Linked DNA regions of Homo sapiens: all the other regions are linked to region 1. The links are chromatin contacts, found by Hi-C or POLR2A ChIA-PET in ENCODE. All regions are on one chromosome and are shown on one strand. The core of a region is the stretch at or near the end of the contact, and the rest is flanking DNA. Distances in the headings are between cores, read along the strand shown.

Region 1 (8,000 bases), core at 2,869-5,368:
TGACCAGCCAGAGTCAACCTAGACCCTAGCGGAACCAAGCCATGGTGTGGACACACAATACATCAGAAGAACAAGGCTCTGGGGTTAGACAGACCCAAGTCACTGACTCAGGCTGAGCCATTTCCTCATCTGTGAACAGGGTGAGGATCCCCGCCTGGGAGCTGTGGTAAGATGTGAGCAAGGCAGCGTCTGTAGAGTGCTTGGCGTGCAGTGGGCATACCTTCATGTCTGTAGCACGGACCCATGGACCCATCACACTCCCTTTCGACTTCCCTGGGCTGGCCATCCTACACAACTTCCCTAGCTCCAAGGTCTTCCTTAAGAAGAGACTCCTCCCTCCCCCCAGTTTAACAACATAGGAACTCTCCTCCAAAACCCCAAACCAGCTCACAGCCCAGAGGGAACTGCAGGTGCTCCATTGCTCCCACCCCCAACCCAGGGGCAGTAGAGAGGCAGCAGGGCAAGCCAGAGAGAGGGCTGGGGTAAGAGTCCAGAGGGCTCACTCTGGTCCCTTTTTGTGATCCTTGTGCATTTTGGATCCACCAGACAGGATGATCTCCAAGCAAGATCCCAGCAATAGCATCCCTGAGCTAGCCTCCCTTTGGGGAAAATATCTTCCTCTCTAAGTGGTTTGAATGTTAACTCTGAATCAACAGGTCAATAATCAACCCAAGGAAGAAAGCAGCATTGGACATGGCTATCCCCACCAGACCACCCTTCTGCAGAAGCCCCCGACAGCAATGCTTCTACTACCCCAGGCATGGCTGGGAAGGAAAGTTCTGGTCTCAATCGACTAAACAAATCATTTCCTCCTTTGCTGCGGTGAATGGCAAAGTTCACAGAGCCAGTAGGGTCAATTCATCACAATGGCTAATGCTTGCTGAGCCCTTATCTGTCCCAGACACTAGGAATGCTTCCTACACATCCACTTGTCATGGTGAATCTTTACCACAATCTTAGGAGATAAGGACGATTGTTGCCCCATTTTACAGATGAAGAAACTGAGGCTTACTGGCATTAGGGGACTCTGCCACAGTCCCACAGCTCTTATATGTGGCACTGGGATGCAAAACCAAGTCTGTCCTCACCCCCAGCAAAAACCACTAGGCTCTAGAGAGTCAGAGGGGAGCCAGGACTTACTCACCTGGTAGGAAAGGCCATCCTTGCGGGGGCTGAGGCCGATCTCCTCCATGGGCTGGGTGTTCATCATCACCTCAGTCATCTTGGCCGATCTCAGATAGTCGGGGCTGCCAAGAAACCCAGACCAAAAGTCAACAAACACACGCGCTTTCACATTCCTAACTCTTCATGCATTCACTGCTGTGGGATCAGGGGACTGTCTGGAGACAGGAAGAGAGGTGTTCAAAACAGAACTTGCAGCAAAACAAGCTCACACCCTGAGGAAGCGCCTTGCAAGCCCACAGCCCCAGGGCTCAGCCGCAACAGACAAAGCCCATTGTCTGCAGACCTCTCTGGCAAACCTCTTCCCTCCTCTCCTGTACTCTAGTCCCCACTGGCACAGAGGGACCCTGAATGTTTCTTTAAATGACAGAACCAGAGAAACCAAAACAGTAGGTAGCTGAGTCCATCTGTCTATATTAAAACCAATTCAACCACATCTCCCTTCACTTCTCCAACTAAGAATAAAAATAATCCTCACATGAACTTTCCAAAGGGGAACTCTATATATTATTAATACACAATAACAATAACAGGTCAACTGGAGGGAAACAAAGTCCAATCATACAGCTTTCCTAAATTTGTCTCTCTGGTGCTCCTTTTGGCAAAATGTTCCACTTAAAGCCCCAAGGGGTCAGCTTTTCTGCAAGTTTCACATCTGCCATCCATCCCCTTTCTCTAGCCCCAGACACAGCAGCTGCATGCTCACAGCTTGAAAAACATCCCCTGGATTAAAAGCCTTAAGGATACCCGACTCTGACTGCAAAGGAAATTTCCAGAGGGGCCAAGCTGGCCCACCAATGGCTGACATGTGAAAGTGCCTTGTACTCTCTAAGCAGGATACGAATATTCCCTTATCCTTGCACAAACTCTGGGCACATACAGGATCCCGTGCACATAATGCTGAACATAAGCACCAAATACAGGTACCTGCTACACAGCACCCAATGCTTTCCACCATCGTGCCTGTGCACATGGTTTAAAACAAAAATATGGGGGAGTCTTTTGAGGGACAGTATCTAAGGAAACAGGGGTACCAGATGCCTCTTCAATTGTATGGTTACTACATAGATAAGAAATGACACTGGATTTAGAAACAGAAGCAATAGGTTCTAGGCTCTGCCCCTCAAGAACTGTGTGATCTTGAACAGGTCCTGTAACTTCTCTGAGCCACAAGTGTCCTGTTTGTCTGTTACTCTGATGCTAATAGTGCATACCTCACAGTTAGGTTAAGGGCTAATGTCTGCATAAAAGCATTGCAAGCTGCAAAGTGCTAATCGATGAAATAAACTTAAACCTTAATTTCTCATAATATTCTTAATGGGTCCAAACACCCACCTTGGCAAATTTTGAGCAGCCAAAGGCACAAAGCCTCCAACAGCCTTCAAAGCTTCACCTATAATAAGGCACCTAGCTGCTCACACACCACGGGAGAGGCAAGGGAGGGGCACCCACAAGAAGGGTACACAAGCCTCGGGGTGGGGGAACTTGAACTGTTGAGAGAGGGAAGTTCAGTCCCCTCTCTAAACACTGCCAGGCTGGGACGGATGGGGGCAGGGAGACTAACAGAAGATGCGGGGCTTTGCGGCAAGTTTAGGTTCGGGAGCTGGGCCCTGCAAAGGCAGTTTCCTCCCGGGTCTTGGAAAGGCTGCTGGCGACCTCCAAAGAAAGGAGCCAGAAGAGCGCACGCAGGGTGAAGAGTCTGACGTAGGGGCGGCTCTTCCTCGCTCGGGGCTGTGGCGCCGGCCCGAAAAGTTGAAGCGAGAAGCATGAACTTTCCGCTTCTTGGGCCAGGCCGGACCCCGCCGCGGCTTGCGCCGGTTTTCCCTTCGCTCAGCGCCTGCCGGAGACTCGGGGCCGAGCTCCCCACGTCCGCACCTGAGAGCGCGCTCCGGGGCTGCCGGCGCTCGCCCCCGGCCGCTTCTCCTCTAACCCAGAGCAGGAAGGAAGAAACTGCCAGCAAGGAAGTCCCAGCAGTCAGGGGCCTGCCTCTCTCTGCATCCCTCCCGGCTCCGATCCCCAGTCCGGGGCAAACCTCCGACGCCCCGCGCCCGGCCCGGGCTCCTTCCCCTTCAGCACGGCGAAGGCGGCTCCTCCCAGTCCCGGCCCCCACCAATGTGCGTCGGTTTTTAGGGGCGGTGGAGAGGGCAGGGGTTGAGAGGCTGCAGCGCGTGCCCTGCTGCTTGTGGCTTTAGTGGGGTTACGTGTGGGGAGAGCGTTTCCCGCCCCCCACCCCCCCGGAGCTCTGCAAACCCTGCGGCCGCACCAGCTCAGCCCCGCTGCTGCCGGCCTCGACGTTGAGACTTGCATGCAAACAAAAAGAAAAAGAGGAGGGGCCCGGGAAGAGCAGGAGCCCCCCTGCGCCAAGTGGGGCGCGCGCCTCCTGCAGCTCTCCGCATAGGGTGGTTTCATTGGGGGGGATTCACACGTGACCCCTGGCTCCCCCGCCAACCAATACAAACCCTCCGGCCGTCACTTAGGTGAGGGCTCCGAGTTCACGTCCTTTGTCTGGATGTTCTCAGCACCCCCTCCCCCCACCCCCACCTTTGCAACCTTGACGTTGACTCCTGCACGGGCTCGGGCGGCGGGTTAGCGCTGAGCGCCCGCGCCGCCGGCTGCCCTCGCACCCGGAGCCGGCACGAAGCAGGCGCCCGGGCCCGCAGCCACCGCCGCGAGACAGACGCCCGCCGCAGGCGCAGGGTACTCACCAGTGAATGGGGAAATATATAGACATGAAGTCCTAGGGCAGGCTGACACACGCCCCTGTGATTTAAAAACGGTCCCTGCGTCCCGAGTGAGGATGACACGGGCGCAGACGGGCACGGCAGGCGGCCGAGTGCGGACACCGGGCGCTCGCCGTCCGCCTTCCCAGGACAGCCCCACGGCTAGCGACGTCGGCAAGGTGGACACAACTCCCCGCTCTCCACTGAGCACTCAGCCCCACAAAGAGCCCGGGAAGCCGTATTTATAGGGGCGGGGGCGGGGCTTGGCCCCGAGAGGCCCCGCCCTCCCTCGCCCACTCCTGGAATAACGTCACCAAAATCATGAATGGCTTCAGCGCTCGCAGCTCCGGCGGGCGGCGGCTCGGGGGCGCGCTCGGCTCTGCTCCCGGGGCCGTGGTTCGCTGCGGCTGCGAGCCCGGCCCCCTCCCGCCGCTCTCCCACGCGCACACGCGCTCACTCGCACCGGCCCGGACTCCGCGTCCGCGCCGCTTCCCGCTCACAGCCCCCTCCACGCACACCCCGAACTCCAGCGCGGCGGAGGTGGGCGCAAGGAGGGCGCGGGGGCCGCTCGGGACATGACAGCTCGGCGGCTGCTCTGCGCCGGGGTAGGGCACCCGCCACTCCTCCACCCCAGCCGCCCGGCGCCAGCGCCCTCCTTCCCATCCACTGGCTGTCCCCAGCCCACCTCGGACCCCTCTGAAGCGTTTGTTCCCCATACTAGGCCTCTCTCTGGAATCCTCGCCCGCAGCCTTGCGATCAGCGAGGGGAAACAAGAGCATGGTTAAAGAAGAAGCGGTGGGAAGGTGGCAGAGACGCGGAGCCGGGGGACCGAGTGCCCACGGGGCGCGTTGGCTTGCGAAGGGCTGGTCTGCAGCCCTGAGTTCCGTGGAAGGTTTTATTTGTGGGAGCAAGGATGTGGTGTCGTCCTGGGTAGGATTTTTCCATTGGAGACACACATACGCCCGGTCTGCAGCGGGGGCAGAAGGTGTGGGCGGGCGGTGTGCACGCCGCCCCCCATCCTTGACTCCCACGTCTTCTCCGAGGAGTCGCTCATGACAGCAGAAACAAAGAGCTTTAGCCGAACGCCTCCCACACTGCCCAGGAATTGCAGCTCTGGGCGTCTGTCCAGGCAGTCAAAGCTGCGCAGCCCCCCAGAGCCACATGATGGGAGTCTCACTCGGGACCCAGCGCTGCCGCTCTGTGGCCTCCGCTTCAATCACGCCTGTAAAATGGCTTTAGAACCCTCACCTACCTGTGTATAGGGGCTGAGGAAAGGGGGCGCGGGGAGATCAAAAACTAAGCAAAATTAAATTGGCTTTGAAGTGAATCAGCTTTTTAAAAGAAAGGCAGTGAGTGTATTGAATCCGTATATATGTACTTGAAAGTGGAAACGCATAGCTTATCTCAGGCAAAAGGATGACAGAATTAATGGCGAAGGTTCGACAGGGGTAGGACCCTGAAGGAAGCCGTGAGAGAAGACCCTCATAATTTTCATCAGTCCCCGCAAAACCAGCCCAAACAAAAATTATAAGAATTGATGAGAATAATTTATTTAAAAATAACTGGGCTATTTTCAATCACTTATATGCTTATATGTACAACCTGAGTTAAAATAGTGTGCTTCCTATGAAAACACAGCTTCATGACAAGCCCCTGGCTGCCCCCTCCAACCAGAGAAATTCCCCCACCTCCCAAGCTAAACGCATTCTCTTCCTCTGGGGGTGTTGCCTGATGGAGGGGCTAAACGGGAGATGCTGCAGGGATGGGGTTATTGTTGATGTCCTGCACAGAGGGTGGGGAAGCTTCTCAGTGTCACTAGCCAGGTGTGGCACATTGTCATCTAGGCAGCCACAGGAGACGCCAATGCTTGGAGAGCTAGTTTCCAGGCTGAGACTTCCAGGCACTCAGAGGAAAATGTCTGGGCTAGACCCCGGGTGGGCAGGATGAAGCCTTCTGCCACTTCTTCCCAGTAGCAATCTCTGGTGAGGCTGGGATCAAAGACTGTTGCGCCACTTTTACACATAACAGACACACTTTATGTGTTTGTGATTATTGCCATGTGAAGCTTTCAAAACTCAGAAAGCTATTTCCCTCCCTCCCCATTTTCCCAAATATCTAAATGTCAAAATGGCCTCATTTTGGAGAAGAGGGTGGGGAGTAAGGCCTCCACCAGCTGTTATCTGGCCTCTGGAAAAATCCTCTACATTGGAGTGCATTGAGGGAATTACCTGAGGCCTACTCTTTGGGAAACTTATTAATGCCCATTTTAGCTAAAGTTCATCTCTGTCAGTAAGTTAAAATAGAAATAAGCCTGGGGTTGTGATCCCCAGTCTGCATTTTCTGTTTCTCCTCTGGAATCACAGTGACACATCCATTCATTTGAAAATATGGGAGGTGGCTGGGTGCGGTGGCTCACGCCTGGTAATCCCAGCACTTTGGGAGGCTGAGGCAGGTGGATCACCTGAGGTCAGGAGCTCAAGACCAATCTGACCAACACGGTGAAACCCCGTCTCTACTAAAAATACAAAAATTAGCTGGGCGTGGTAGTGGGTGCCTATAATCCCAGCTACTTGGGAGTCTGAGGCAGGAGAATCGCTTGAACCTGGGAGGCAGAGGTTGCAGTAGGCCGAAATTGTGCACTCCAGCCTGGGCAACAAAAGTGTGACTCCGTCTCAAAAAAATAAAATAAAATAAAATAAAATAAATAAAATAAAATATGGGAGGCGTGGGGCTAAGCTTTGATGCAACCATAACTAGCATGCCATTTCTCAGTTATACTAGTCTATATGATGCCTTGCAGGTTTTTTTTTTTTTTTTGAAGCATTTCATTGTCTTGGCTTTCAAAAGAATGTGATAAGGTTAACATAGCACAACTTATGGTCCTCAGTTCACAGATATGTAAACTGAGGCCGAAATAAATTAGGAGGCTTGCCAAAGATCACACAGCCGGAAAGTGGTTGAGCTGGGCCTGGAACTCAGAGGTTGTAGGCATACTCAGCTTCCCCTTCTGTTAACATAGCTCTGGCTGACTGCCTTTCCTTCATATCTCTAAAGATACAGAGTATTTCAACATGCACACTGACCATTTCTTCCCAATATCCTATGAGATAGGTTTCTGTCCCTACTGCCTTTGAATAAATGAAGAAACAGAAACACAAGCGAATGAAGTTACTTAGAGCCCCAGAACCTTAGAGCTGAACGAGACCTTCCAAATCACCTTGTCCCAGTCTCCTCGTTTTACAGGTGAGAAGACACCTAAGAGATTAAATGGCATGTCCAAGGTCACCAGGCTATTAAGTGGTATAGATGGAACCTAACGCAGGTCTTCAGACTGCTGGTCAGATGTTCTTTCCACTTTAACACTGCGTCTTGCACTGCATTTGCCAAGAAGTCAGCAGCAAAGGTCAAACACAACGTCTGGACTCTGTAAACCACCACAGTCCATCACCAACATTTATTGAACATCTACTAGATGCAGATCAGTGAACTAATTACCCAGTCAGAGCCTCTGCACTCCCTCCCTTCTCCCGTCTTTGTCTTTGGAGACTAAAGAGTTGAATTGCAATTCTGCTTCAATAGAATCCAGGTGTAATCAGAATTGCCTTGCTTTCTGACATTACATACATCCATTTTGCCAGCACCTTCTCTTACCTACCTAAAATACAAATTAAAAAAAAAATAAAGGTAATGAGCTTAAGATATTATTAGAGTTATCTCAGCTGCAAGGATGCTGTGTATGCAGGACAGGTAGCGAGTTCATTCATCTAGTTAAAAAAAAAGTCTCCATATAAATTCATTTAGCAGCCGGGTGCAGTGGGTCATACCTATAATCTCAGCACTTCAGGGGGCTGAGGCAGAAGGATTGCTTGAGCTCAGGAGTTTGAGACCAGCCTGGGCAACACGGTGCAACCCTGACTCTACAAAAACTAAAAAATTAGCCGGGCATGGCAGCGCACACTTGTAGTCCCAGCTTCTCAGGAGGCTGAGGTGGGAGGATCGCTTGAGCCCCCGGAGGCAGAGGTTGTAGTGAGCCATGATCACGTCACTGCACTCCAGCCTGGGCAACAGAGCAAGACCCTGTCTCAAAGAAAAAGATCA
Region 2 (8,000 bases), core at 2,864-5,363, 2.1 Mb before region 1:
TGGTGAAACCCTGTCTCTACTAAAAATAAAAAATAAAAATAAAAAAAATTAGCCAGGTCTGGTGGTGTGTACCTGTAATCCCAGCTATTCAGGAAGGTGAGGCAGGAGGACTGCCTGAGCCAAGGAGGCAGAGGCTACAGTGAGCCGAGATCGCATCACTGCACTCCAGCCTGGGCCACAGAGTGACACTCTGTCAAAGAAACAATAATAATAAATAAATATATACATACACACACACATACACACACACTGTATATTAGGCATCCTGGGGAAGGGATATATAAACAAATAAACAAAGTACCTCCCCACAAGGAGCTTGAAATATGAGACAGACCTCATATATTTACAAAAAGCTAAATAAAATGGAATTTAAACTTAAATAGTTCAAGACGGTTGAAAAAATACCACAAAATACTAACCTGCCAGATTACTAAAATGGACACTAATAGGACCATATGTGCTTAGGGCTTCAGTCATTTCTGGCTAAAGGGATCAGGAAGTTAAGATACGCTCTAGGTCTTGAAAATGACTAAGACTTAGCTAAATGACTGGAGCGAATTGGTGCATTCCAAGAAAGAACAAAACTACTGTAGTTAGGAAAAAGAATTAAATGGACCATTTCACAAAACTTATAAATAAGGAGACAAGACTAGAGAGACTAGTAAAAGCCAGATCACGCAGCTCAGAGCTTCAAAAATCTTCACTCTTAAATACTGACAGGGAGCAAATACTTACCCAGCCTGTGTATATACTGATAGCTCTTAATCCAGTTAAACTGTATTTATAAACATTTTATATCAGATACAGATAATATAAAGACATATACTAGTAGTCATAGTTAAAAATTCACTGTCTTTGCCACTCAATACATATACATACAAGTCCTGTTCCCATCCTTCAACTGCAAATCTACAGGCAACCCATAACCCTATAAACTGAACCCCAGGCGTCCATAAGACCTATTACTGTATCACCTAGTCTTTATCCCCTCAGACACAGATGTCTTTCCTCTGTGGTAGAAAAGAAAGTGGCCCATTGCCCATAAACGGGAAAGAGGGATTATGTTAGGACCATGATCGCTACTGGCATCTTCTCTCTACTCTATTTATAGGGCTGTCACCCTCTATTAATCATTAAAAGCAAACTTACTAAATACCTGCAGATTCTAAGTAAAACATAAAATGCAGCATTCCCTCCTCAATCATCTGAACTGGGGCAAATAGGACCCTATACAACCTCTGATAATTATTATTAATAACAAACTTCTGGCCAGGTGGGACAGCTCATGCCTGTAATACCAGCACTTTGGGAGGCTGAGGTGGGAGGATCATTTGAGGCCGGAAGTTCAAGACCAGCCTGGGCAACACAGCAAAACCCCATCTCTACAAATACGAATAAATTTTACAAATAATAATAAATTTCACTTCTCATATATGAAAATGTTTCAGAATGCATCCATTGTTAACTTCCAAATTTTTTCTGTAATCCTTCATTCCGTTCACTATAAACCCTTCTACATATTTTAATTCACATACTCAATCTTCATGCATGGGGACCTGCAATTGTATCCAATCCCGAACTCTTCTAATCAACAGATGCCCCAACAAAACCTGTTATCCCAAATCAATGCTACATTTTACTTATCTACCTACACCTTCATGTTATACATCTAAAACCCTCCTCTTTAGTAATCTACCACTAAAGTGAATATTGTCTTTCCTTCCATGTACAGGCACATAAATATATGTCCAATTTCCCCAACCAACAAATCCTGACACACATTATTATTCTCAAACATGGCCTCCAGACATAAAAAGCACACCATAAAATTCCTCTTTCTATCCAAAACACTTGAATACTTTTGTTAATGACTTTCTTTAGAAATCCTAGTACATATACCACTTATTCCAAGTTAAAAATCACAAAAATACTACATCCTCAAGATAGAAACATATACTAGAAAGTGTAGACATATATGAAAAGGATAAAATCAAATTAAAGATAACGTTTATGAAGAGGGAGGATTGGAGAAATGCAGTCCAGGAGAGATTCAGCTGAGATTTTAATCCTATTTGTAAAGTTTTATTTCTTAACCTGAGTTGGGGATGCATGGTGTTCACTGTAATTACTCTTCATACCTTTTCATACTTGAAATACTTTTAAATGACTTTTAAAAAGAAAGACATCCAATTACCAATGAGCATCTCCCTCTTACACACAGTGAGAAGCCATTATGTCCAAGTTGCAGTAACTGTTCACTGCTACATCTGGGCCACCCCATCATTTACCTAAGCCAAGAAAAGAAAAAATTACAAACCTACCTCCCAAAACTTTCTCTTAGATATGTTCCAAGTTTATATCCTGAAACTATACATAATCCAATTCTTTCACAACTCTCACATCAACAATAATTAACATGTCTAATTTCACGTTTGCATCCCTAAATTGCCATTTACTCTTACAAATGCCTTATTACTCACATAGTAAACTTTTCCTTGTTCGTCTACGTTAAAATACAAGTGAATTGGTTGACCACATAACTACTTCCACTTGGCTAAACGCAGACAGTTGTATACATTACATCTCTATGCAGGAGTCCGATTCACTCATACACTAACTTTTCAATCTAAACCTACAACATCCAAATTAAGCCACCCATCATTTAACCACAAATGAAATGTCATCTCCGCCAAATCTAACTCAGCCAGGGCCATTCCAAAACCACTCCAGTCCGTCCACTGAGCATACACCTCACGCATCTGAAAGTCCCGTCCCTGGACCAAGGTTTACGCCACCCAGAAGTGCTCTCCTCCAATGGTGAGACTCAGACACACCTTCAAATCCTAATTTTCGGCTCGCTGTGGGAAAACAAGTAGAGACAGCCTGAAGTTACAAACCCAAAGGAATCTATTTCATACACCACAGGTCCTGACTTTCTCGTCACTGGGGCGTAGAAGTTGGAAGCCCCGAGCAAGGGGACCAGGTCTAGTCGTCTTCGGCGTCCGCAGAGTCCTACAGTCGTCGACCAAGCAGTTCAGGCAGCTGGCCCGCCTACTTCCCTCCCCACCCCCACCACGACCCACCCCACCCCCACCCCACCCCCACCCCCACGCTGGGCGCACAGCCCGCGGTCTGTCCCCCGCACTGCGGGACCTGAGAACAGCAGACTGCCGGCTCCTCTCCCACAAGGGAGGGCTTGGTTGCCGGCTCAGACGCTCCCCGCCCCTCGCCTCCGGCCACCAGCCTCTCCGCCCGGGGTCAACCCTTCCAGCCTTTCGCTCTCATCTAACCGGACGCAGGACCGACAGCCTCTCCAGGGCCTACCCGGGCCTCGCTTCCTCCGGTGCCAAGCTCCAAGGTCTCCTCACCTCTCGCGGAGGACCAAGCCAGACCGGACGCTCCAGGCCCGAAAGGCAACTCCCCTCCCACCACTCCCTGACTCGCCGGTCTTTCCTCCCAACTGCAGCCGCTGAAAAAGCCAAGTCCTAAGGTCCCCCTCCATCAGCTTCCGGGCCTCCCTTCACGGCTGGGCCCGAACCCCCAGCCCTGCCCTCTCGCCATCTCGCTTCCCCGAGTCGCGAGGCCGAGCCCCGGGGCTGGACGGCTTCTTTCCCCGGCTTCGCGCCCGCCCGGCGTGCGGAAGACTCACCACTGAGCGCGGAGGCCTGCAGTGTGGCCCCCGAGGTGCCGTCGATGACTTTGATGGTCCCGCGGCTAGTGACGGCCAGGATGGCGTTGAGCGCAGGGTGGTAGGACAGGCTGTGCAGCCCGTCGGCGTCGCAGTGCATGCAGCCGTCCCGCAGCACCAGCCACTCTGAGACCCCGGCCGCCCCCGCCCCCGCCGCCGAGGAGCAGCCGGGGCCCGAGGCCGCCGCAGCCGCAGCCGCCATCTTCCGGCCTGCGCTCAGCACAATCACACTGGGAAGCGGCTCAGTGACAGTCCCGGGAGGTGCAGCACCACCACCAGTCACCATCCGGGGCCAGGGGGCAAGCCGAGCGCGTTAGCCGGAAGTGAAGTCAGGCGCCCGCACGCACGCGGAACGTCGATCGCCCGGCCGGAGGGGCCAAACTCGGAGGGAGGCTGACGGGAGAGGGGGAGAAGCAGGGAGGGAGGCGGGGCCCGGGGCGCGGGCTGGAGGCCGGCGGGTGGAGCATGCGCGGGAGGGCTCGCGCGTGCCACGCGCCGCGGGTCTGGCCAGTTCCGCGTCCGCAGCGTCCCAGTTTCTTCCTGTGAGCCTGGGGAGTGGCGGCTGCCGAGTCCGCCCCGCTCCTCGCGGGGGCAGGGGGAGGGGTTGGCCTCCGTGCATTTCCGCTAGGTGGGGACCCCCGCCCTTGCGACCTGTCCGGTACGCCCGGAGGCCTTTTGCAGCGGTTCCAGCTGCGCCTTGACCGTTCCCGGTACGCACGGTGCAGCTGTTCGGCCGTGGCCGGAAGCGGACCTCTGGGTCTCGGTCACGGCTCTGGTGTGAGAATAAACAATCAGAAGCCTCTCGTTTGGATTGGAAGGAACCGAGCGACCTTCCCAAACCTGTACCTTTTACCACGCCTGCCCTCCCCATTCCCAAGGCTTTCTGTTGAACAGAAGTACCAGATACGAGGTGCTGGAAGCGCATAGTTAAGCTTAGTTTCTCTATCCACATTCCAAACAACCCGAGTTACCGGAATTAATAGGAGTGTGGGTCTGTGTGAGTGTGTGGTGGGGTGTGTTGGAGGTCTAGAAAGGACTAATCAATTTACTAATCATCCCCCCTTGGAGAATTTTTTTAAAACTTTTTATTTTGAAATAGATTACAGTTGAAAATATACTACAGACCTCTGTGGTCTTTCTCTCCAAAAGCCATAACCCCTATCTAACTATGAGAAAACCATTTGACAAACCCAAACTGTAGGACATTATTTTTATAAAATACCTAAACACTACTCAAAGATAGTACAGAGAGATCCAATTTACTCTTTACCCAGTTTCCCCCAATGGTTGCATATTACATAATTCTAGTACAATCTCAAAAGGAGGGATTTGATAGTTGTATGATGTGTGTATAGTTCAATGTCATTTTATCACATGTAGACCTACGCACCATAGTCAAGATGCAGAGTTGTATGTTCTATATGTTTTGTGATCATTAGGTTATTTTGGAAAGAACTAGTTTTCCTTAAAAACCTAATCAAAGATCTGTTGTGAGGATTAAGAATCATTTGTAAAATGTGTAGAAGAGCATCTGACAAGTATATACTACGTGCTCAATAAAAATTATAAAAGTTAATTGCCCTCTCACATTCATGCGAACTTCCTTCAGGAAATCTTCATGGATTACCTGAACTACATCTTAAACTATTAGCCATCAGGCTACATCTGAAACACTTAGAGATTTGACTGTATTCCTCTCTTCTTGGGGGTCCCTAAAATACACTGAAGTTCCTGGGCCTGCCAGAGAGTGACATTCCTTACTCATCTGTGGTTCTTTTTTTTTTTTTTTTTTGGCTTTTTTGTTTGTTTTTGTTTGTTTATTGAGACGGAGTCTCACTCCGTCGCCCAGGCTGGAGTGCAGTGGCGTGATCTCAGCTCACTACAACTTCTGCCTCTTGGATTCAAGCAATTCTCGGCCTCAGCCTCCTGAATAGCTGGGATTACAGGCACCTGCCACCACGCCTGGCTAATTTTTTTTTTTTTTTTTTTTTGTATTTTTAGTAGAGATGGGGTTTCACCATCTTGGCCAGGTTGGTATTGAACTCCTGATCTCGTGATCCACCTGCCTCGGCCTCCCAAAGTGCTGGGATTACAGGTGTGAGCCCCCGCGCCCGGCCACTCAGGCCACTCACCTGTAAGTCTGGGAACAATCAGGCCAGTTTTTCAAACGAAGACTTTATTGGCTCCATAAAGTCAACCATAGCTCCTTAATGCCATCTGGTCATGTTTGAAAATATGACATTCCAGTCAAAACCTGGTTAATACAACCAGTGCCTCCAATTATGTCTTGTTACAGGAGAACACATTTTTATAGAAATTATGCAAATAACTATATTGCCATAAAAATAGGAATACTTGGCCGGGTGCGGTGACTCATACCTGTAATCCTAGCACTTTGACTAGCCTGGCCAACATAGTGAAAGCCCATCTCTACTAAAAATAGAAAAAAATGAGCCGGGCCTGGTGGCGGGCACCTGTAGTCCCAGCTACTAGGGAGGCAGAGGCAGGAGAATCACTTGAACCCTGAAGGCGGAGGTTGCAGTGAGCAGAGATCGTGCCACTGCACTCCAGCCTGGGCGACAGAGCGACAATCTGCCTCAGAAAAAAAAAAAAAAAAGAAAATGGGACAAGTTGAGTTTACCTACTTAGTAAGGGCTAAAGCTTTTTACCAATATTTGTGGAAAATTCTTTTTACTTTTTTTTTTATTTGCCCTGTTTCAAAACAGTCTCATTTTTTTCTCTCTTTTCAGCCTCAAGTGATTGATTTGGAGGGTCCTCTCAGTCCCTTCAGAGCCCCCAGTGGAGGGTAGGGAGCCTAAAGTGCAAGTGACTGTGGGGCTGGAGTGAGAAGGGAAAGGATCTGGCAGTGGTGGACAAAGTTGGCAAAGGTTATAATCAGTAGGGATTTCTGGTTTCAGAGAAGAAGGGTTTCAGGTGACAGAATTTCCCATGGGAGAAGCAAGATCCAATAGAGAGAATACAGAGGCTTCACAGAGAGCCAGAAAGAACATCCAGCCCAGAAGGTACCTTTCAAAAGAAGCCTGGGACTGTAACACAGTTTCAGAGAATATACTTTTCTTTCCTTTTTTTTTTGAGACGAAGTCCCGCTCAGTCGCCCAGGCTGGAGTGCAGTGGCGCGATCGCGGATCACTGCAGGCTCCGCCTCCCGGGTTCACGCTATTCTCCTGCCTCAGCCTCCCGAGTAGCTGGGATTATAGGCACCAGCCACTACGCCCGGCTAATTTTTTGTATTTTTAGTAGAAATGGGGTTTCACTGTGTTAGCCAGGATGGTCTCGATCTCCTGATCTCGTGATCCACCCGCCTCGGCCTCCCAAAGTGCTGGGATTACAGGCGTGAGCCACCGCGCCCGGCGTTTTTTTTCCTTATTTTAAGAGACAGCGTCTTACCGTGTCACCTAGGCCAGAGTCAGTGGCATGATCATAGCTCACTGCAGCCTCAAACTCCTGGGCTCAAGCGATCCTCCTGCCTCAGCCTCCTAAGTAGCTGGAATTACAGGTGCAAGCCACCAAACCCAGCCAGAGTATACTGATACCTTAAGAATCCACATCTGTTCTTACCAGCTTTGGCAGACATTTGTCTTGAGCAATGGTTCAGGAATCTGATTCACCAAGGAACAATGTAGGGGGTCAGTAGATAGAAAATTACTAAGAGGAAACCTCAGGGGTAAGTGAAACTCTGGCCAAATCAATCTAACAGGATTCTTGCTGAAGACAGGCCACAGTGATCAGACATCACCTGGGAGATGGTGGAGGATGAGGAGCCTGATCAGATATGGAGGAAGAGGGGTTCTTGCTAAACTGACTTAGCTCAGTTTTCTGCTAAAACTAGACTTTACAAGGAAGTGCACGGATGGACCTAGCAGAAGATTCAGAAGTCTGACTAAAGTTTGGCCAAAGAATCTTTGTCATAGTAAAGTCTGGATGAATATCTGATTTTCATAACTGTAGCATCATTGATCACCTCTATGAACTTGGGCTAGTCATACATTTTGAGACTGTTTCACCAAGTGTCAAACGGAGATGATAAAATTTCTTGCCCTAGTCATTTAGGTTTGTTCTAAGTACTTCTGAAAGTACTTGTAAATGGTAAAAATTGAAAAACAGGGCCAGACACGGTGGCTCACGCCTGTAATCACAGCACTTTGGGAGGTTGAGGCGGGCGGATTACTTAAGGTCAGATGTTTGAGACCAGCCTGGTCAAAATGGTGAAACTCTGTCTCTACTGAAAATACAAAATAGGCCGGGCACGGTGGCTCACGCCTGTAATCTCAGCACTTTGGGAGGCCAAGGC
Region 3 (8,000 bases), core at 2,543-5,042, 2.1 Mb after region 1:
CAGACTCCCTAGTAGCTGGAATTACAGGCACCCGCCACAATGTCTGGCTAATTTTTGTATTTTTGGTAGAGACGGGGTTTCACCATGTTGGCCAGGCTGGTCTGGAACTCCTGACCTCAGCTGATCCTCCCACCTTGGCCTCCCAAAGTGCTGGGATTACAGGCATGAGCCACTGCTCCCAGCGCAAACGGCATCATTTAAAAATAACCCGTTATTAATAAAGATTTAGAAATAAATACATTTATGAAATCCTTAAGGATGCTTAAAAATGTTTTCCTTGATTATGCTACTTACATATTTTCTCTGAAATTGTTTCACTATTCATTGGTCACCAAGTCCCTTCTTGAAGACAAAGGCAAACTTCAGTACCTATCTATATAACTAGTGACGGTGCAAGTATTCAGTCTGAATGATTCATATGGAATTAGTCACACAATCAGAATGAAGAACATATGCATAAGTGAGATTCTATTAGCTGCAGAAAACTGTCAATTCCTGAAAAGTTTATCTTCTCCAGCATTCCAATCAAGAACCTTTTTCTCTTTTCACACTATATTATCGGCAACTCATGGTTTCCACACCCACCAGCATGTTAACACTAAAGCTATATCCAGTCTCAATCTATTTCCAAGTCCCTAATCCTAAATTTCTAACTGTCTCTTGGATATCTCCCCCTGGGTGTCCAGTAGGCATTTAAAACTCATCAGGGTCATGGCATGAAATAGATGGCACACTGAAAGGGGAGATGGAAGCAAGTCTGATGAAGGCATTCGTTATGAGGTTGTAAACAGCGTAAGAGAAATCAAAAAGAGATAGAGAAGCACCCTAGGGCTGGCAACAAAGGAAAGGCATTACTTATCACTGGGATCAAACCAAAGATAACTGTAATGTCATGAGCGGGGCTCCCAGTGGAGTTGTGGCCATAGGTAGAAGACTCAAACACAGTCACGCCAGTGCAAAGAAGGGAGGACGTCAGGGGTAAGAGACATATCCCTCCTTACTCTCCTTCCACCCTCAAATCTCTAGTTGCTGAACCCAATCAAAGGCCAGAAGGTAAGAAAGTTCATTTTGATGCAGCCATCCAGGGCACACACCAAAGTGAAGCGGTCCAAATCCAGATTTACTAGTTTGGCATCCACCCCTCCCCCTACTCCCCCAAAATGTGTCCTTCCTGTGGTATTCACTATTTTGGTTGATAGGATAACTCGCTAGAGTAGTTTTTGGTCACTCAACCTTATTATCATGACCTAGACCTCTGCAGCTCCTACTCTCCTACTGCAGCATCTCCTACTTCAAGTTACTCTTCTCTCCAAGCCAGCATCCTCCATGGACTCTAGTTATCTTTACAAAACTTAAACCTTGGTGTATTCACCTCCTAGGGCTGCCATAACAAAGTACTACAGACTGGGTGGCCTCAACACAGAAATTGATTTTTCTCACAACTGTAGAGGCTGGAAGTCTAAGGAGTCAGCAGGGCTGGATTCTCTTGAGGCCTGCTTGGTTTGTAGATGGTTGTCTTCTCCCTGCGTCTTCCCTCTGTGTGTATGTGTGTCCTAATTTCCTCTTATTATAAGGACATTGGTCATATTGGGTTAGGGCCCATTCTGATGACCTCATTCTAATCTAATTACCTCTTAAAGGCCTTATCTCCAAAAACAGTTATATTCTGAGGTACTAGGGGGTTAAGGCTTCAACATATGAATTTTGAGCAAACACAATTTACTTCCAAAGCATTTTCTCTGCTTAAAAGCCTTCAGTGTAGCCGGGCACAGCGGCTCATGCCTGTAATCACAGCATTATGGGAGGCTGAGGTGGGTGGATCACTTTGAGGCCAGGAGTTCAAGACCATCCTGGCCAACATGGTGAAACCCCATCTCTACTAAAGATACAAAAATTAACTGGGTGTGGTGGCACATGCCTGTAATCCCAGCTACTCAGGAGGCTGAGGCAGGAGAATCCCTTGAACCCAGGAAGCGGAGGTTGCAGTGACACAATATCATACCACTGCACTCCAGCCTGGGTGACAGAGCAAGGCTCTGTCTCAAAAAAAAAAAAAAAAAAAAAAAGCAAGGAAAAAAAAAAAAAGCTTCAGTGCCCCTTCCCCCACCATTTTCTCTAAGACATACTCCAGATTTTTAAACTTGGCATGCAAAATGACCTTAACAACTTGGCTACCCAACTTAGTTTTCCAGCTTCACCTCTTGCATCTGCTGTTTTTGCATTCAGATATCAAGCTCCCCGAACCAACCATACTTTATACCTCCTCACCTCTGTATGTGCTGTCCTCTCTCTGTAGAATCCTCTCACATGTCCAGTAATCTGTAAAGTTATTTTTGATGCCTGAGGCAGAGCCAATTACACCCTTCACATTCCTCAAAGAAACTTGAACACCCTACTATTATAGTATGTATCACCCTGAATTGCAATTAATTCTTTACGTCTTTCTCCCGCAGTACACTGGCAATTCCTTGAAGGCAAAGACGATGTCTGTTTTTGCTTATCACTGATTCCTCTGCACCCAGAACCGTACCTGGGACACAGTAGGAGCTAAACAAATATTTCTTGAATGAAGGAAATGAAAAAATAAGTGAAAACATGAACAAACCAATAAAAGGGGAAAGGGTTTCTCTTTTGATACCTAGTACAGTGGTATGGTACTCACCAAACTTAAGAATGTACTTAATAAATGATTGCTGAATAAAATCCTGACTGAAGCATACGGGAAAATCTGAAACCATGAAGGGATCTGGAGTTATTTACTTTAAGAAAAGTTATGGAAGCTGATTATCTTTGGGGTAAAAAGGAAATGGATTTTTAAAAGCCTATAAACTTCAGGGAAGAAGCGCCAAGATACATGTGACAAGGCAATCTGAGCTCCACTCAGATCCAAGAACAAAGGGTTCCTGGTTTAAGCTATGGAAGTATCTGTTCCAGAAAGCAGCTGGGCAGAATTTCCTCACACGAATAGCTCTTAATGTATGGGAAAAAGAAAAGAGCAAAACAAAACAAGCAAAGGCAGCAAAAGGGAATAATTAGTGTAAACAGTTTAGTTTTTTTTTTAATGCATTGGACAAACTCCAAGAAGGAAAAAAAAAATGTTGTGGGATAAACATCTGTTCACTCGGAACATGACAGAGCCCTTGACAGGCTCTGCGGCCTGTGTGTGTCCTTATGTGCCCGAGGTTTATATTTATGCTTCCACTGCTCAGACAGCCCACAGAGTGGCCCAGAAAGAGAGACCTATTCCAGGCCAGGACGCACTCCTCTAACTCCACGTGGGGGTGTAGGGGCAACTCTCATTCGGTTGTGTTTGACACAACAAAAAACACACTGAAGGGAAGAAGAGCAAATACCAATTGCACATGTGGAACTGCTCTACTCCACCTGCACTGGGTTCCATCAACACTGTATTTTATTGACTGCACGGAATGCACAGAAGTGACCAGACACCACACGTTTATGGGGATTAGCACTGTCTTTCCATCCCTATGATCCTTGGTATCAAGATGTTAAGTGCAACAAGTTGTAGGAGTCTGTTTTCTTGTGCCAGATGTGCCTTTTGCAATCAGTCACTGAGTCTAGGAGTTTCTAAGAAGAGAACTCCATGAGAAAATTCATCTTCAGTTTTCAGTACCACCTGATAGTTTCTAAGAGGTGCATAGCAGTGGGCCTAGAGATGAAGCCAGATGGAAATGATCTAGCAATGTGCAATGGGCAGTGCCCTGAGGAAAACACCCACAAGGGGTGGATGGCCTCAATTCTCATCTCCATGACGATAGATCACATTACCTTAGAGCCTTGGGCCACGTGAGTCCAATTCTGAGGCCTCTGACCCAGCTCCATCAGCCCAGCCGATCTTACACAAGTCTCACCCTTAGGAGTACATTGTGTTAAGATGGGGACAGATTGCCTCACCCTTACCTTTCTTTCTGGCTGGGTTCACAACTTCTCTTGCTCTATCATCCGATTTACTCCATTTTCTCTTCCTAAGGCCCATGGCTCTCAGTTTTTCATTATTCTTATGGCATTCATGTCTAACTCTGGCATTCTATTAGATATCTGGCAGGGGTGACTGCCTTTTGCTTTTCTCCTAGACCTTTGTCCCCAGCACCATGTGTACATTTTCTGTGACCTGCCTCAAGACAAGAAAAATGTTCTTTTTCTCCCCTTAGGCATAAAGCTCTCTGGGTCTCTAAAGTCTCCCTGATAGCCAGCTACTGACTTACTCCACATAACACAAGAGGTCACATTTAACAGAATTATTCTGAGAGTGGCCAGTTGGGGCTGTTAAGAAAACTAATTCTCAAGCTGATCCTGGCCCACCTGCTGACTTGGCTGGAAGAAGCGCTGGCACCCAGAGCTTCACACTCAGAAGAAGGTCATGGGGGAAGCAGGGTGGCTGCCGGCTGGGAGGCATCTGAGGAGAGTGAGGATTTCACTAGGCTGGCCACAAAAGATGACACCACCGTCTTTTTTCGGGGGGCACCTCATTCTATCTGTCTACACACAGATATGCCTACACCCACAATAAAAATGTTTATAAATAAAAATATTTGGTACTAGTTTTGATTTTCTACAGAATTGGGACTAAAAAACCAATTTATTCTTACACTTGTGGATTAAATGGTAACTCCACAGTTTAATTTTATCTGAAAGGGGGAAAAAAACTGACATCTAGCAGTTAAACATGTCTTTGTCACTAGAGGCCTATGACACAAATCTCGATGATATTTTATGAGAACATGTATAGCTTTTCTCCACTTGTGGCTATAATTGCTGTTGGAGAAGCCCCAACATGTAAAGGTTGATGCTTCTGAATGTGCTGAAAGATGCTGGAACTAAACCATGCAGTGACAGCTATCAAAATGTCACCAATGCAGTGTCATATTCAGTCAAGATGCTTAAAAATTCAAATGTTCAACTAACACTGCTCTAGTGTGCGAGGAAGAGCATTACCTGGCTGGTTGGTAGGGAAATGAAATGAGATTATGTGCATAACAGCACTTAGGAAGAAGCCCGGTGCAGGGTTGGCTGAGCTAGGAAGAGCTATCATTCGCTGGGCACTGACTCCATAGAGTAGTGTATGCCAGACAGTAGTCTCATTACACATGTTTTAATTCAATTAATCCTCAAAACTGTGAAGTGGATACTATCCTCATGCCTGGGTAAAAGGTGACAAAAAGGAGGCTAAGAGAATACCCAGCTACTTAGTATTGGAGGCTGGATTCACATCCAGGTCTGTCTGACTTTGGAGTCTCTACTTTAACCGTTACTTAAGTTCTGGTTTCTCAAAGCATCCTGAAGAGAGCCATGTACATTTCAGGTGCCCTTTGTCTTTACTGTCCCGGTGTGAGGTATGCGCTGCAGGGCCTAGCAATGTACTCTCTTTACGTGGGCCTAAACACCCACTGGTATTTTTAAAAAGACAAAATACGGTATTTCAAGTTTCTAAATAATTTTTATTTAAACAATTACAACTCCTTGCCACTTGCTCATTAATTGAAAAGGTTTCATTTGAAATCACTAGTATTTATTCTAGGAATTAGTAGTTAGTTTGAAGAGAAGGTTGCAGTAGCTAAAATTTAAATTTATACTAATTTAGGGCACAGGAAGCAGTATATAATATAGTGAATCATGTTTCAAATGGAAAGCAAACAAAAGAGTGTCCAAATGTTTCATCCTATATCTATCAGAGTCCATTTCTGGTGCTAAATAAAATAATTAAAGATCTCTGCCCTCAGTTTACCCCAAGTGCAAAATGAAAATAGTACCTCACTCAACAGATGAGTGATTAAATTAGCTGCAGCTGGGCCAGCTTGGCATTAAGTAACTGCTGTGCAAGACTTTTTGACCGCAAAAGAGCAAAGTGGAGGGGAACAAGAGCCAAAAAGGACACACCCACCCATTTGCGCTCCCTTTTGTATTAGGAATGCAGGGCCTCAGCATTGCCCAAGGGGTTTCAGGGTAAGATGCTGGACAGGTCTGATAGACAGTTCTGGCTAACCCTTGCTTGAAAAGGGGAAGAGTTTGGGTTCTAAGTAGCTCCAGAATAAAAGGAAGAAGGGTCTTTGAGACACTTTGGGAGTTTGAGCCAAACCAGAGACTCTGAAAATGGGGAAAGCAAACTGGAATTTCCTTGAAGGCCTATCTCTAATTTCTACTTTCTACCTACCCCCAACCCAACTCTTGCTCCCATCCCCATTCCCATTCCCTGGAGTCATCTGACTGGAAACTGGCTCAAGCTCTGAGTGAGTCACTGGTTGACCCCAGCACCTAGACTCCTGGAGCCCCCCAGGAACCCTAGGAGACACAGTGAAGCCCGTTGGTACAAGCAACTCAAAACAAGAATGTGCCAACTTCCCAAAAAAAGGCAATGGTTGGGCATGTGCTCTCTGCTCCACAATGGCATTCTTCAAATGCTTTATAAGCCACTTAAAAAGAAAACTGCCTACCCATAATTCCCTGAAGACGTCTGGCTGGTTTATGCAATTTCCCAGTTATGCATCTTTCCTGTAAAGGGAATCTGTTGGAAAGCTGGCTCTGCACAATTGGGAAACTTGGGACCATCATGATTAATCATTAATAAATTCACAGAGAACCTCGCCTCATGGTTTAACTCTGCGGTAGTCTCCAGAAAATTTGAATAAATGATTCTAAATATTTTTTAAAAGCATAGATAGTAGAAATCTTCCATGTACTTTCTGACAACTCTTATACAGATTACAAATTTCTGTACTTTCCACACTCTCCCAGGAATCCATTGTCTCTAACACCTACCAGACTGCATCCTTTGCCCATTTGCCCACACTCACTATTTCATCCCACCTACCTACTCTTTATTTAAAAAAAAAAAAAAAAAACAATTTATATGTTCCTTTCTATGTTCATTTAATTTAGTTTTCTGGATCCATGTGTATGCAGTATTTGCACATGCTAGATGCTAGTGCTAAAAAAAAAAACATTAAATATTTAGGAAGTACCGCCCATGGGTTCAACTTTTTATTAGGAATAATGAGAGATAATACAAAAAAAGCCATATTTGTGTGATCGTGTGCATTGCACAAGTATGTGAATGTGTGGGTGGTGACTGTGCATACGTGCACTTCTGGGGGCTCCCTTAAATTACTGCCTCTGTAGCCTAATGCTGTGGCTGACTGAACAGAAGAAAATGTTCTCAACACAATGTATGATAAGATAAATTAATACATACCTGGATAGGTGTCTGAGGAGCCCGAGGAGGATTAGCTATCACATAACCATACACTAAGCTCCATGCACGGGCCCAGCTAAAAAGAATATACTAAAAACCAATCATGGCCAGGCGCAGTGGCTAGTCCTGGAATCCCAGGTTTTTGGCAGACTGAGGTGGGAGGATCCCCTGAGGCCAGGAGTTCAAGACTGGCCTGAGCAACTTAGTGAGGCCCCAACTCTACAAAAATAAAAATACTTAGCTGGGCATGGTGGTGCATACCTGTAGTCCCAGCTACTTGGAAGGCTCATGGAGGAGGATCACTTGAGCCCAGGAGTTTGTGGTTACAGTGAGCTATGATTGGCCCATTGCACTCTAGCCTGGGTGACAGAATTAGACTCTTTCTCTTCAAACAAACAAACAAACAAAAACCCAATCATTTTCTGGGTTTCTTTCAGGATGTAAAACCCTTCCAGATTATTACCTTTTACCTAACTAAATTCTGGCAATTTTTTTTTTTTTTTCCCGGCGGGGATGGAGTTTTGCTCTGTCGCCCAGGCTGGAGTATAGTGGTGCAATCTCGACTCACAACCTCTGCCTCCTGATTCAAGCAATTCTCCTGCCTTAGCCTCCTGAGTCGCTGGGATTACAGGTGCTTGCCACCACGCCCAGCTAATTTTTGTATTTTTAGTAGAGATGGGGTTTTGCCATGTTGGCCAGGCTGGTCTCGAACTCCTGACCTCAGCTGATCCACCCACCTTGGCCTCCCAAAGTGCTGGCATTGCAGGTGTGAGCCACTGCATCCGGCCAA
Region 4 (8,000 bases), core at 4,074-6,573, 2.0 Mb before region 1:
AAAAAAGTGTGGGGTCAGTTAACACTGAAACCCAAGCAGCAACATCATTACTCACATATGTTGAACACTTAACTCTGCCAGATATAGTAGTAAATGTTTTACATTTACAAAGTATTTGAGCACTTGGGTATTCCTTTTTTTTTTTTTTTTTTGAGACAGTCTCACTCTGTCGCCCAGGCGGGAGTGCAGTGGCGCGATCTTGGCTCACTGCAAGCCCCACCTCCCAGGTTCACGCCATTCTCCTGCCTCAGCCTCCAGAGTAGCTGGGACTACAGGCACCCGCCACCACCCCCGGCTAATTTTTTTGTATTTTTAGTAGAGACTGGGTTTCACCTTGTTAGCCAGGATGGTCTTGATCTCCTGACCTCGTGATCCGCCCACCTCGGCCTCCCAAAGTTCTGGGATTACAGGCGTGAGCCACCCACCTGGCCTGCACTTGGGTATTCTTATTCCCAATTTGTATATGAGGAAAATGAGGTTAAGAAAGGGTAAGTTGGCGGGGCACAGTGGCTCACACCTGTAATCCCAGCACTTTGGGAAGCTGAGGCGGGTGGATCACGAGGTCAGGAGTTCGAGAACAGCTTGGCCAATGTGGTGAAACCCCGTGTCTACTAACGATACAAAACATTAGCTGGGTGTGGTGGCGCGAGCCTGTAATCCCAGCTACTTGGGAGGCTGAGGCAGAAGAATCGCTTGAACCCGGGAGGCAGAGGTTGCAGTGAGCCAAGATGGTGCCATTGCACTCCAGCCTGGGCGACAGGGCGAGACTCCGTCTCAAAAACAAAACAAAACAAAAAAGGTAAGTAGCTTGCCCAAGATCACATGGAGAGTAATTGATAAAGCCAGGATGCAAATCCAGGACTCTTCCATACTTCAGATACACAATTTAGAAAAATGTAAGAAAGAGACAGTAGAAAGAAACTTGAGGAGATAGCAGAATAGCTCTTTGGTTTTGTTTTTTTGAGATGGGGTGTCACTACGTTCCCCTGGGTGGCCTCAGACTCCTGGGCTCAAGCAATCATCTTGCTTCAGCCTCCTGAGTAGCTGGGATCGCAGGTGCATGCTATCACACCTGGCTGTAGACTAGCTCTTAATTCCAGATCTAGCATGTGAAAATTGCTAAACCTCTCTAAGCCTCAGTTTCTTTTTTTCCTTTTTTTTTTTCAGCCAGGGTCTTGCTTTGTTGCCTAGGCTGGAGCACACTGGCACAATCACAGCTCACTGCAGCCTAGACCTCCCAGTCTCAAGTGAGACTCAGAGTAGCTGACCCCATGGTAGCTGGGACCACAGGTGTGCACTACCATGGTTGCCTTTTTTTTTTTTTTTTTTTTTGAGACAGAGTCTCACCCTGTCACCCAGGCTGAAGTGTGATGGCATGATCTTGGCTCACTGCAACCTCTGCCTTCTGGGTTCAAGTGATTCTCCTGCCTCAGCCTCCTAGGTAGCTGGGATTGGGATTGCAGGTGCGTGCCACCATGCCCGGCTAATTTTTTGTATGTTTTGTAGAGATGGGGTTTTGCCATGTTGCCCAGGCTGGTATCAAACTCTCGAGCTTAAGCCAACTGCCCACCTCAGCCTAAAGTGCTGGGATTACAGGTGTAAGCCACCACACCCAGCTCACCTCAGTTTCTTTATAGAATACAGGAATAATAAAGCTCACTGGGAGTCTTATAAAGAACAAATGAGGCTGGGTGTGGTGGCTCATGCCTGTAATCCCAGTACTTTGGGAGGCCAAGGTGGGTGGATCACTTGAGCCCAGGAGTTCAAGACCAGCCTGTGAAACATGGCGAAACCCTGTCTCTACAAAAAATACAAAAATTAACCAGGCATGGTGGCGTACACCTGTAGTCCCAGTTACTCAGGAGGCTGAGGCAGGAGAATCACTTGATCCCAGGAGGTGGAGATTGCAGTGAGCTGAGATCAAGCCACTGCACTCCACCCTAGGCAAGGGGAGTGAAACTCTGTCTCAAAAAAGGAAAAAAAAAAAAAGATCAAATGAGTAGTATACTTAAAATACTCTAAATTTAAACTGTACGATATAATATTGTGTGAGGATATTATGCATATACATATAGCTCCGTGGATATACAGACCTATATGTCTCCTGAGGAAATACAGAGAAGTTTGAATAAACTTCATGGATTTTTACTTATTTCAGGTTTCTTAGTATGTGGAATCAATGGGTTATCTACTTACATTATTCTGTCGGATTTCTTAGGCATATTTAAAAAAAGTAATTCCTCAGGGAAGGGAGAATGAAAAAAATAAACAAATACATGGAAACATGAGTTTGAACAAACATCATGTTCTGACACTTAAACAATTTTTTTAAACCTGGGAAATTAAAGTTGATATTCCTCCCTAAGCACCATGCTACCAAATGTAGATGAAACAAATTGAAATATTTTGGGGTGCTGTATCTCAGTTTAAAAGAAATTTACGGCTTGGCTGGTAGCTCACATCTGTAATCCCAGCAATTTGGGAGGCCAAGAATCTGAGACAAGCCTAGGCAACCTAGTGAGATCTACAAAATGTTCAAAAATTAGGCCGGGCGCGGTGGCTCACGCCTGTAATCCCAGCACTTTGGGAGGCCGAGGCAGGCAGATCACGAGGTCAGGAGATCGAGACCATCCTGGCTAACACAGTGAAACCCCGTCTCTACTAAAAATACAAAAAAAAAATTAGCCGCGCGTGGTGCCGGGCGCCTGTAGTCCTAGCTACTCGGGAGGCTGAGGCAGAGAATGGCGTGAACCCGGGAGGCGGAGCTTGCAGTGAGCTGAGACTGCGCCACTGCACTCCAGCCTGGGCGACAGAGCAAGACTCTGTCTCAAAAAAAAAAAAAATTAGCCTGGGCGGATCACAAGATCAGGAGATCAAGACCATCCTGGCTAACACAGTGAAACCCCGTCTCTACTAAAAAAATACAAAAAAATTAGCTGGGTGTGGTGGCTGGCACCTGTAGTTCCAGCTACTCGGGAGGCTGAGGCAGGAGAATAGCATGAACCTGGGAAGCGGAGCTTGCAGTGAGCCAAGACTGCACCACTGCACTCCAGCCTGGGTGACAAAGTGAGACTCCGCCTCAAAAAAAAAATATATATATATATATTAGCTGGGCACGGTGGCACAGACCTTAGGGTTTCATGGGTCCACTTGAAGAGAATAAGCCACCCAGAAAAACCAGCCACCAGACGGTCTCCAGCTACTCAGGAGACTGAAGCGGGAGGATCACTGGAGCCCAGGAATTTGAGGTTATAGTAAGCTATGATCAAACCACTGCACTCCAGCCTGGCAACCGAGTGAGACCACACCTCAAAAAAAAAAAAAAAGAACATAAGAGAAAAAAAAATAAATGTCTCAGCTATGTTCCCTTTGATAGACAAAAATTTTATTGTACATTTTAAATTATGACCAGTACTATTTTTAAAAAACAATGCCAAACAGCACAACAAGAAAAACAAAAGGGAAAACAAGCTATACTGATACACCATAAAATTTCTTAGGAAAATCTAGGTTCTTTCGGCCGGGCGCGGTGGCTCACGCCTGTAATCCCAGCACTTTGGGAGGCCGAGGCGGACGGATCACGAGGTCAGGAGATCGAGACCATCCTGGCTAACACTATGAAACCCCGTCTCTACTAAAAAAAAATACAAAAAAAAAAAAAATTAGCCGGGCGTGGTGGCGGGCGCCTGTAGTCCCAGCTACACGGGAGGCTGAGGCCAGAGAATGGCGTGAACCCGGGAGGCAGAGCTCGCAGTGAGCCGAGATGGCATCACTGCACTCCAGCCTGGGCGACAGAGCGAGACTCAGTCTCAAAAAAAAAAAAAAAAAAAAAGGAAAATCTAGGTTCTTTCTCAGACTGAAATTTCTGTAAACATAATTTATGATTTCATAGCAGCCAGTAAGTCTGGTCACTGGAAAATAACTGGTGCACGAAGTGTAATAAAAATTTGAAAATGGCCGGGGCGCGGTGGCTCACGCCGGTAATCCCAGCACTTTGGGAGGCCGAGGCGGGCGGATCACGAGGTCAGGAGATCGAGAGACCATCATGGCTAACACGGTGAAACCTCATCTCTACTAAAAATACAAAAAAAATTAGTCGGGGGTGGTGGCGGGTGCCTGTAGCCCCAGCTACTCGGGAGGCTGAGGCAGGAGAATGGCGTGAACCCGGGAGGCGGAGCTTGCAGTGAGCCGAGATCGCGCCACTGCACTCCAGCCTGGGCGACAGAGCTCAAGAAAAAAAAAAAAATTGAAAATGACTAGCAGAATAATATCCAGGTTATGAGTTGGATAGGGAACTGAGAATAGGAGGGAAACATTCTCCTGTGCTGTAGGAAAATATCTCCAGCACAATCGCTTCCTCAGAATAATACAAGGAAATCTGTAGAGGCTACTGGAAACACATTGTTGGTTTACACTAAACTTCCAATATACCTGCGTCAATTTCTCTGAATACTGAGGTGAAACATTACAAAATGCGAGGAAAACGGGGACTCGGGCAAGACATCAAATTCAATAAAAACCATTTAGTTTGTATTTGCAGTGCCGAATCTGATCCCAGACCCCCCCCAAAAAATTATCTGTTGATACATAACAGAAGAAAACAGCCCTCCTTCCTTTTTCTCATTCTTTGAGATCTCCCTTGGCCAATCTGTCCTTTTTCTGAGTAAGGGCGAGTAATTCCAGAACTAAAAGCTTAGGATTTTGTGGGTCCAATTGAAGAGACTAAGCCACCCAGAAAAACCAGCCACCAGACGGTATGGGGAAAACCAAGGGCTGACCGAGTAACTTGATGCTTTAAAAAGCAGCTCCCTACACCCCTCCCTCCGTCCTTCGGGGCCTCTCGGAAGGCCCGGCAGGCGTGGTGGGCTGCAGTCACCAGTCAGCTTCCTGCCTGTCCCCACCCGGCCACGACCACCTCGGCACCAGAAAGACCCTACGGCGTCGGGCCCTGGCTTCCTCCGGGTGATAGCCCTTCCAGGGGCTCAGCCTCACCTTCCGCGTCTGCTGAGGAGACAAAGGTGAAGTCCCCGTTAGTGGGGGCATAGGCCGGGGGCGGGCCCGGAGGCTGCATCTCGCGGCGACTCCCAACCGGCCGCGGTAGAAGAGGCTGCGGCTGGGCCCAGACCCCGAGGCGGCCGCGGCGGCGACCCGCACGCTCGCCCTACGGTGCGGCCTACGAGTCTCGACGTGCAAGCTGCGAGCGAGGCCAGAAACGGGCACAGCGGGCCGCTGAGCTGCCCCGAGACTACCCCACCAAAGTCTTCTTGGTGGCGACCACCCAAGCACCACGACGCCGGCACCCTGACAGGACCATAACAGTGACAGCGGCGCTGGGATTGGCTCTTTGTAATGTGCTCTCCCATTGGCTCCCGGAGGAAGATTCTGATTGGGTCTTCCTGTTGTTGATTCCGGAAGTTTACCCAGGACAGGAAGTTCACTTGTAATTCGTGGAAATCTCAGGCCTCTTTTTCCTCCTTGGGTGCTTTTGTTCCTTTAAGTGCGATCTTTCCTGGCGTTTTGTTTACCTATTACCTCCGTTTTTGTTAAGTGGGTGGGTTAAAGAATTTTAGAACTAGGTAGATTTTATGGGTCAGCCGCCGTACAGGATCTCAAGATTCCCTTGCCATTAGCCATTAATTAATAGTGTAGGATCTTGACTAAGTTATATGTAATGTCTGGATGGCAGTTTCCTCACCTGTAAGATGAAGAGGGATGGATCGGAGAATGAAGATAAAAGGCAGAGAAGCCGTAAATCGCCACCCAGAGACTAGGGCTGTAGATACATTCCTTTATGAGGGAGAAAACTGAGGCCAGAGAAAGTAAGGTAGAAACAGATTTAGGACAGTACCTAAATCTCCTAATTTCTAGTCAAGTGCTCTTTTCACTGGAAGGCCCTGTCTACTGATAAGCTTGCCGAAGTTAACAAACTCACCTGCTTTTAAATGTTTACATACGTAACTTTAATATTCAAGCTACATAAATGTGGCTTCCAACTTGAAGAAAGAGGGGTTGGGGTATATTAGGAGGCCAACTTGGAGAAATACACAATTGATCAGCAATAGAGCAATCGAGAGACATGTCTATTAGTGTGTTAAATGGTATTTCTGGAAAATTTTCTCACAGGAGGTAACATGTTGGTACTTAAAGGATGAGTAAATGTAGTGGTTTTGTTTGTTTTAGAGACAAGGTCGCTCCGTTACCCAGGCTGGAGTGCAGTGGTGCAGTAATAGCTCCTTGTAACCTCACACTCCTGGGCTCAGGCAGTCCTCCCAACTCAGCTATCTAAGTAGCTGGGACTACAAGCCCCCTGCCACCATGTTTGGCTAATATTTATTTATTTATTTATTTATTTTTGAGACGGAGTCTCATTCTGTCGACAGGATGGAGTGCAGTGGCGCGATCTCGGCTCACTGCAACCTCCGCCTCCAGGGTTCAAGCGATTCTCCTGCCTCAGCCTCCCGAGTAGCTGGGACTACAGGTGCCTGCCACCACGCCTGGGTAATTTTTTGTATTTTTAGCAGAGACGGGGTTTCACCATGTTAGTCAGGATGGTCTCGATCTCCTGACCTTGTGGTCTGCCTGCCTTGGCCTCCCAAAATGCTGAGATTACCGGCGTGAGCCACTGCACCCAGCCCGAATATAACCATTTTTTAAAACATGCCAATTTGATGGGTGATTGTGGGGAAAAGAAAGAGAGATCAGATTGTTACTGTGTCTGTGTAGGAAGAAGTAGACATAGGAGACTCCATTTTGTTCTGTACTAAGACAAATTCTTCTGCCTTGAGATGCTGTTAATCTATAACCTTAGCCCCAAACCCGAACTCTCTGAAACATGTGCTGTGTCAACTCACGGTTAAATGGATTAAGGGCTGTGCTAGATGTGCTTTGTTAAACAGATGCTGGAAGGCGGCATGCTCCTTAAGAGTCATCACCACTCCCTAATCTCAAGTACCCAGGGACACAAACACTGCGGAAGGCCGCAGGTACCTCTGCCTAGGAAAGCCAGGTGTTGTCCAAGGTTTCTCCCCATGTGATAGTCTGAAATATGGCCTCGTAGGAAGGGAAAGACCTGACCGTCCTCCAACCCGACACCCGTAAAGGGTCTGTGCTGAGGAGGATTAGTATAAGAGGAAGGCATGCCTCTTTGCAGTTGAGACAAGAGGAAGGCATCTGTCTCCTGCCCATCCCTGGGCAATGGAATGTCTTGGTATAAAACCCGATTGTATGTTCCATCTACTGAGATAGGGGAAAACTGCCTTAGGGCTGGAGGTGGGCCATGCGGGCAACAATACTGCTCTGTAAGGCATTGAGATATTTATGTGTATGCATATCTAAAGCACAGCACTTAATTCTTTACCTTGTCTATGATGCAGAGACCTTTGTTCACGTGTTTATCTGCTGACCTTCTCTCCACTATTATCCTATGACCCTGCCACATCCCCGTCTCTGAGAAACACCTAAGAATGATCAATAAATACTAAGGGAACTCAGAGGCTGGCAGGATCCTCCGTATGCTGAACGCTGGTCCCCTGGGCTCCCTTATTTCTTTCTCTATACTTTGTCTCTGTGTCTTTTTCTTTTCCAAGTCTCTCGTTCCACCTAACGAGAAACACCCACAGGTGTGGAGGGGCAACCCACCCCTTCAGGTGACACATATTTTATTGTTTTAAATTTCATGTTATTTGTTTTAACTAAATGATGATATTTCTAAGTACTAGAAAAATGGACAGAATCCTGAGTGGGTGGAAGAGACACGACGTGAATGAAAGGAGATGTCTTTAATTTTGAATTAATACTAGTGAAAGAAGAATATAATGTAACAAACTGTAGTTTGAAGGTAAATAAACCCCATTTGATTAACATTGTATTTACAGCCAGGAACCTGATGTTGTGCACACTTAGATGAAAGGGCAATAACTCAGAAAAACCGAATTGAAAGCTTCCAGGATTTATTTAAGCATATTGTTGAGTCAATACATAAGGACTTGTAGGCCATACCA

The links. A loop is a pair of places that touch in the nucleus more often than their neighbours do. ChIA-PET counts read pairs that join two places held with the same protein, here RNA polymerase II (POLR2A). Pooled maps may share reads with other maps.
Region 2: a loop to region 1 is called in a map of B cell, with 10 times the contacts of the local background. The contact joins the promoter of BIRC6 here to the promoter of LBH in region 1. A Hi-C loop is called at or near these places in 1 of 168 maps with a recorded cell type or tissue (B cell), 1 of 37 single-sample maps with no recorded cell type and 8 of 50 pooled maps. POLR2A ChIA-PET finds 5 or more read pairs at or near these places in 1 of 52 experiments (activated CD4-positive, alpha-beta T cell).
Region 3: POLR2A ChIA-PET joins it to region 1 with 24 read pairs in A673. The contact joins the enhancer-like site here to the promoter of LBH in region 1. POLR2A ChIA-PET finds 5 or more read pairs at or near these places in 2 of 52 experiments (A673 and activated T-cell).
Region 4: a loop to region 1 is called in a pooled map, with 8 times the contacts of the local background. The contact joins the promoter of YIPF4 here to the promoter of LBH in region 1. A Hi-C loop is called at or near these places in 6 of 50 pooled maps. POLR2A ChIA-PET finds 5 or more read pairs at or near these places in 2 of 52 experiments (AG04450 and activated T-cell).

The regions. Positions count from the first base shown.
Region 1 is chr2:30,227,652-30,235,651 of GRCh38, reverse strand. It overlaps LBH (LBH regulator of Wnt signaling pathway), which reads right to left and starts at 4,118. Exons shown (of 3, transcript NM_030915.4): 1 at 3,888-4,118; 2 at 1,145-1,247. The coding sequence starts at 3,913. RefSeq lists silencers at 3,119-3,178, 3,189-3,388, 3,779-3,868, 4,069-4,618 and enhancers at 4,422-4,936, 4,937-5,452.
Region 2 is chr2:32,353,136-32,361,135 of GRCh38, reverse strand. BIRC6 (baculoviral IAP repeat containing 6) reads right to left here and starts at 4,113. Exons shown (of 74, transcript NM_016252.4): 1 at 3,650-4,113. The coding sequence starts at 3,974. RefSeq lists silencers at 1-120, 3,667-3,896, 4,057-4,426 and enhancers at 2,903-3,415, 3,930-4,442.
Region 3 is chr2:28,159,596-28,167,595 of GRCh38, reverse strand. The region is part of intron 7 of BABAM2 (BRISC and BRCA1 A complex member 2); the gene reads right to left. The region is part of intron 1 of LOC100505736 (a long non-coding RNA gene); the gene reads left to right. Among named protein-coding and RNA genes, the nearest start is that of BABAM2-AS2, 150 kb to the left of the region's middle. Within about 2 kb of position 3,792, at least 10 of the 41 ENCODE cell types and tissues checked have a DNase peak (open chromatin) inside an H3K27ac peak, as active enhancers do.
Region 4 is chr2:32,275,227-32,283,226 of GRCh38, reverse strand. It overlaps YIPF4 (Yip1 domain family member 4), which reads right to left and starts at 5,323. Exons shown (of 6, transcript NM_032312.4): 1 at 4,993-5,323. The coding sequence starts at 5,071. RefSeq lists a silencer at 5,116-5,225 and an enhancer at 5,463-6,208.